2 separate regions of the Homo sapiens genome follow, and region 2 is linked to region 1. A link is a contact called in ENCODE Hi-C or POLR2A ChIA-PET data. All regions are on one chromosome and are shown on one strand. The core of a region is the stretch at or near the end of the contact, and the rest is flanking DNA. Distances in the headings are between cores, read along the strand shown.

Region 1 (3,211 bases), core at 107-2,606:
TTTCTCACTTATTGCTATTAGTGGTCCCAAGAAAAAGAGATGAAATTGCAGCATCTTGTAATGGTGAGTTTTTTAGGTCTAGGAGAGAGGTACTGTCATCTTTGTTTACTTGCTGAGAGACGACAGAAATGTGTAGTTGTGGGGTATGAAGGTAAAGTCAGTGATTATAGCTAAAAAGCAAACGTCATTTAAGGTCACTGGTATTTTTGGATGTTGGAATGCAGGTTTTGTTTTACATAGAAATTTTCCCTCTAATTATTTTACCATCTTATGTTCTGGAAAATGATTCCATGTTGCTTTAAATTCATCTTTCAGTGAAGTTCTTATTTCTTACCAAAAAATGACAGCTTTGTCATTTCTTACATCGTTTTTTCCTTTCTGTTGCCAAATGCCCTCCAGACTTTCCATGTTGGTGCGGTAAGCTAGACATTTTTAGTTTGTAGTGATTGTTTTCGTTTGTGTTTGTATGTTTTTGTGCCCATAGTCACTTCTGTAATGTTCGTTTCTGAGTTTCCTTTGGGGGGATTAACCTGCCACTGAAGTGTCAGCTTCCCTGTCATGGGACTGTCCTTGGAATGACAGGTTTTCCTTCCACCATAGGATCTGCCACTGTGAAGGAGATGATGAGAGCCCCCTGATCACCCCCTGCCACTGCACAGGAAGCCTCCACTTCGTGCACCAGGCCTGCCTGCAGCAGTGGATCAAGAGCTCCGACACGCGCTGCTGCGAGCTCTGCAAGTATGAGTTCATCATGGAGACCAAGCTGAAGCCACTGAGAAAAGTACGTGGGAGGAAGGGATGCTTCACCCTTCCTGAAACCAGTGACCCCCAGAAAGCTGGTGTCTCAGATCATGAGGTCATGGCTTGCCTGCGTTCATTTCCTTAAAAAGCTGGGGCTGGTGCTTACATTTGCATTGTAGAGATTGTTGTTTCTGGTGCTGATTTTCAAGTCCCTCTTCTCAGGAAGAAGCTCTTTCTGACCATTCATAATCCTTCTTTTCCCTTCAAAGTAAGACTGCTTGCTTGTCGGTGTCAGTCCTCTGGCCTTTGACTACAGACTGTTTGTGACATATCTTAGCACCTAATTTTATACATATTAACTGTTGACGTCCTGCTTCTCTGATTAGGACTGTCTGTTGGAGATTAGTATCTCCCCAGCACCCAGCACAGTGTAGCATACAGTAAATTTATTTGTATACACCCATGATAACTATTTGCTGGATGGGAGTGTGAGTAGGTGGATAGGGAAAAGAAAGGAAGCACAAACGTTGCGTGATGTGCAACTGTCTTCAGAAAGGACCCACAGGCATTGCATGACACGCAGCTGTCTGGAGGCCCATGTCACTGCTCCCTCTGAGAGGAGCTTTGTCCGCCACACTGGCTTCCTGTTTAAATTTTGACTGTTTCATATATCTCTCTAGATGCCCAGCACAAAAGGTTTTGTCTGGAAGAATAAAAAACTGTTCCTATCTCAGAACATTAATATATAAATTGCAAGATAAGTCACATAATCAAATACTAGCCAATTAAATGCTAAATGGTGTGCTGGTAGAGCATAACAGTCATTCAGAAAAGGAAATGCTCATTATGAGCTAGAGTGCTGGGGAAGTGGAGCGATGGTAGCCTCATAGGGTGTTTGGGTTTTAGAGCAGTTCTTGAAGGATCACTAGGATTTGGAGGCAGAGTGCAAGGAGTTTAGAGAGGTCAGGCTGTCTGTGGAGTAAAGCATACCCTAGAAAGGTGAAGGTGAACATTGACAGGGTGTCAAGCTACGTGCGTTGTAGGAAGTAGCAGGGAGCATGGGGCACTGAGGCACTGACTCTGTATTATAGGTAGGAAGACCAGGGAACTTGCTAGTGTATAAAATCCCAGCAGAAAACAACCAGATTTAGAGAAGGCTTGTGCAAACTGCTTAAAAAAATGTTTTGCCCAGTAGAAACCTTGTAATTTATTGGGTGCCTACTCTATGCTAATCTCTCAACATGGGAAGTCCTTGAGGCTCTATTTTCAACTACCCTGCATAGACTCATCTGGAAAGAGGCTGTGACTAGGGTTGGCAAAGGATATGTGCAGAGTGTTTACACATTGTTCTTTCTCTCTACCTTTATGTGTTTTCTCCTGATTCGGAAACCAGTAAATGAAAAAGAAAGTCTGGCTATTTGGAGTAAATTAATGAGCTCCTAGAGGAGATGGGACTAGCAGAGTCTGCTTGTACCAGGAACTCTTAGCGTCGATTTCGAGCTGTTGCTGCCAAAGTAGCAAGGACCAAAGAGTGAGCGTCTTCTGCCATTCACCTTCACAATGTAGTGTGACCCATCTGCTAGTGTGTTGTGGCATCATCAACCCTCTTCTTCCGCTCGTCCATGCCAGTCAGCACATCAGGGAGACTTAAAACGTAGTACCTGGGTCCTGGGCCAACATACTGTTTTCATTAGGACTGAAATCATAGAATTCTTTATCAGGCCATCTTATGTCTGCTTGCAAGAATAAGCAGACAAGGGGATTTTTGATGGTAGTTCTGCATTCATCTTGATCCTGGCTTCTTTTCATTGCATAGAAAGTTGGCTGCACCTGGTACCTGGTTGAAGCCAAGTGGTTTTAGGAGAACAATACTTGGGGGAATGCATCTAGTTTGGGAAGGGAGAAGTGGGGTGGAAAGCCAATCTTACCTACCTACAATGCTCTCACCCCACCGGAGCCCTTCCCCAGAAGCCTGAGCCTCACACTCTGTGTTGTCTTTCTAGTGGGAGAAGTTGCAGATGACGTCCAGCGAGCGCAGGAAGATCATGTGCTCAGTGACATTCCACGTCATTGCCATCACATGTGTGGTCTGGTCCTTGTATGTGCTCATTGACCGTACTGCTGAGGAGATCAAGCAGGGGCAGGCAACAGGTGAGTTCTCAGGCTGGAGCAAGCTCAGCATGGGGGCCGGGATAGCTCACAGGAGTCCTGGGGTCAGAGGATTTTCCAGTTAGCCAAAAACGTCTGGGTTTCCGGAGGAGGGACATCAGTTAGGAGGCACTAGCCTCCTTTTTGGCATTTCTTTTGCTGTGGTGGTAGTTTTTGAAACCCAGTCAGGAGAGTTCATATTCTGGAGCATGAGAATCTCCGCAAACTACATCCTATAAAAGCAGGAAGTAGCTGGACACTGTCTTCCACTCTTCTTTGACTGAGCAACATTGGATGAGTTGTGAATCCATTGGTCAGTGGT
Region 2 (3,027 bases), core at 84-2,583, 110 kb after region 1:
TCCCACCAGTATTTGCTTCTGTCTCCATTCCCCCACCATATTCTGAGCTAACTGAGGGCAGGGACTATGTTTTATGTATTTCTTGATCTCCAGCCTGATGCCAGGAGAAAAGCAGCTGTAAATGTATCCTAGTAGGTAGGTTAAGTTTCCAGGGAGCCTGCAACTTGCTATGAAACTATCGTTTTTGTGGTTGGCAAAGCAGACACGCAGCATAAGGCTAAGCTCAAGAGAGCAACCCTAAGTTCCCCCCAGCTGACCGCATGATCTCCTGACTCATGGAGTGGAACTTGTGGCATGTCCACAGGAAGCCCTGGAGCCACTGTCCCCATGACAGCAGCAGGACAAATGTACTTCTTCAGCAGGACAAAATAGTGCTGGTCCTTTTGCTGGTCAGGAAAGTGACTTTCCTGACAGTCACTTTCCTCCAGAGGGTATCTTGTGTGACTACATCTTCTTTTGGCCAGCTTCAAACATTTATAGCCTATTTCAGTTTCTTCTGGCCTGTTTGCATAACTAAACAGAATTAAGCCCTGTCTACCACTGAGCACTAAAAAGAAAAACATATTCATTGGGGATTTAGAGAAAGAAAGAATAAGAAATCAATTGTCAAGACTCTATTTTCCCAGCTCTACTCTAGGACAGAGGAAGCTCATAGCCCTAACAGACTTTTCCTTAGGATGGATGTTGACAGCTCCTCCCAGCCCACTCCTTGTTTAGTTTTCATTTGTTCTATCCCAGGAAGATTCAGAGGAAGAGGGATACATCTTAAGATGTCTCTGTAACTTTGTAAGGATGCTGCTGAAAAGATAATGATGAAATGTTGATTGCAGCTTCTTTTTAAAAATTTTTATTGATACATAATATTTGTACATATTTATGGGGTACATATGGTATTTCGTTACACGCATAGACTGTGTAATGATCAAGTCAGGATATTTAGGGTATCCATTACCTCAAGCTTTTGTCATTTCTATGTGTTGGGAACATTTCAAATCTTCCTGTCTAGCTATTTTGGAGTATACAATATATTACTGTTAACTATAGTTCTCCTACTCTGCTGTCAAACATTAGAACTTATACCTTCTATCTAACTATATGTTTGTACCCATTAAGCAACCTCTCTTAACACCCCCACCCACAACTGTTCCCAGTCTCTGATAACCATCATTCTATTCTCCTTGAAATGCATGTTTTTAGTTCCCACATGAGTAAGAATATGCAACATTTGTGTTTCTACGCCTGGTTTATTTCCCTCCAGTTCCATTCATGTTGCTTATTGTGGCTTCTTGAGTCTGAGTTCAGAGCTGAGTCATTTTTGGGTGAGTTTCCCCTAATCTTCCACCTCCTTGTGCCTTTCAGAACAAGACCAGGCTTTTGCCTCTTGGCTTCTTTCCCTTCCTGCAAGGCTGTGCCATCAGAAGTAGGCAGGGCAGCCAATGCTATCTTTCCATGGCATGTGCTTTCTTAAGTAGATTTACCATCCATGGCTCAGTTCAACTACTCTGTTGCACTTAGGAAGTTAAGGAGCATTCTTCTCATTGGAACTTCTTGACTAAGTGGAAAGATACACTTCAATCCATGACACACACAAGACTCAAATAGGCTTGATGTATTTGTGATTAGTGTGAACTCAATTCTTGTTTTTTCAGAAGGAAGACCAATTCTCATACTCATCTTGAAACCCGTCTGACATTGTTCCTCCCAAGATTAGATAATCACGACAGAGCACCTCTACTCCTAACTGAACACGCATAAAATAAATAATTCCATCCCAGTCTGAGTGCGGGTCTCTCCCCAGAGGTCTACCCTGATTCTCTGCATGAAAGAGCCACTGGTTATTCTCCTCCCTTTATGCTGCGGGAGGCTAATTGCACTCACCACTACCTAGTACTGTTTTTAACTTTTCCTGTTTATTGCCTGTGTCTCCCACTAGAGGCTGAGTGATATGCGATGTGATCTTCTCAGTTTTGTTCACTTTTACATGTTATCCCCACAACAAGGTTTGTGGTGAGGCGTGGGTGGGAAAAAGGGAAATAATTCCTTCCTTCTTTCCTTCGTTCTGTCTCTCCTTTCTTTCTTTCTTTCTTTCTCTTTCTCTCTTTCTTTCTTTTTCTTTCTTTCTTTCTTTTTTTCTTTCTTTCTTTCTTTCTTCCCTTCTTTCTTTCTTTCTTTCTTTCTTTCTTTCTTTCTTTCTTTCTTTCTTTCTTTCTTCCCTTCTTTCTTTCTGTCTCTTTCCTTCTTTCTTTCTTTTCTTTCTTTCTTTTTCTTTCTTTCTTTCTTTCTTTCTTTCTTTCTTTCTTTCTTTCTCTCTCTCTCTTTCTTTCCTTCTTTCTTCTTCTTCTTCTTTTTTTTTTTTTTTTTTTTGAGACAGAGTTTCACTCTTGTTGCCCAGGCTGGAGTGCAATGGCACGATCTCGGCTCACTGCAACCTCCACCTCCTGGGTTCAAGTGATTCTCCTGTCTCAGCCTCCTGAGTAGCTGGGATTACATGCACATGCCACCACGCCTGGCTAATTTTTGTATTTTTAGTAGAGACGGGGTTTCACCATGTTGACCAGGTGGTCTTGAACTCCTGACCCCAGATGAGCCGCCTGCCTTGGCCTCCCTAAGTGCTGGGATTACAGGCGTGAGCCACCACGCTTGGCTGGAACTAATAATTTCTTAAGCACTCTGTGCTAAGATATTTTACATACTCTAGCTCATTCATTCTTACAACAGCCCTGGGAGGTGACTGTCATTACTCAGTTTTACAGAGAAGGAAACCCAAGTTCCAATGTCTCCTAAATGGCATCTTGTGTGTTTGAACGTTTCAAGTTTGTGAGGAGTGCAATCAGTATCCAAGAAAGTGCCACTTAGAAAGAAAAAGGCTTAAAGAAGGAAAATGTTCTGGGATGATGAAAATCTAATACCTAAAGGTGTCAATTATGGATGTGATGTTAACTAACCTTTATTGGGCTTCATGCTGTTGGGCACTGCATTGGGCACCTTATTTGGGTAGATATTATTCTCATCCCCATTTAATAAATG

The links. Hi-C counts contacts between places; a loop is a spot of excess contacts on that map. ChIA-PET counts read pairs that join two places held with the same protein, here RNA polymerase II (POLR2A). Pooled maps may share reads with other maps.
Region 2: a map of GM12878 shows a loop between it and region 1 (3-fold over the local background). The contact joins two enhancer-like sites. A Hi-C loop is called at or near these places in 1 of 168 maps with a recorded cell type or tissue (GM12878), 21 of 37 single-sample maps with no recorded cell type and 8 of 50 pooled maps. POLR2A ChIA-PET finds 5 or more read pairs at or near these places in 1 of 52 experiments (OCI-LY7).

Annotation. Positions count from the first base shown.
Region 1 is chr10:45,458,801-45,462,011 of GRCh38, reverse strand. MARCHF8 (membrane associated ring-CH-type finger 8) reads left to right here. Exons shown (of 8, transcript NM_001282866.2): 6 at 601-781; 7 at 2,745-2,892. Among named protein-coding and RNA genes, the nearest start is that of MARCHF8, 75 kb to the left of the region's middle. Within about 2 kb of position 1,356, at least 6 of the 41 ENCODE cell types and tissues checked have a DNase peak (open chromatin) inside an H3K27ac peak, as active enhancers do; they include GM12878, where a contact is called at or near this core.
Region 2 is chr10:45,351,682-45,354,708 of GRCh38, reverse strand. No RefSeq gene overlaps it. Among named protein-coding and RNA genes, the nearest start is that of ALOX5, 21 kb to the left of the region's middle. Within about 2 kb of position 1,333, at least 2 of the 41 ENCODE cell types and tissues checked have a DNase peak (open chromatin) inside an H3K27ac peak, as active enhancers do; they include GM12878, where a contact is called at or near this core.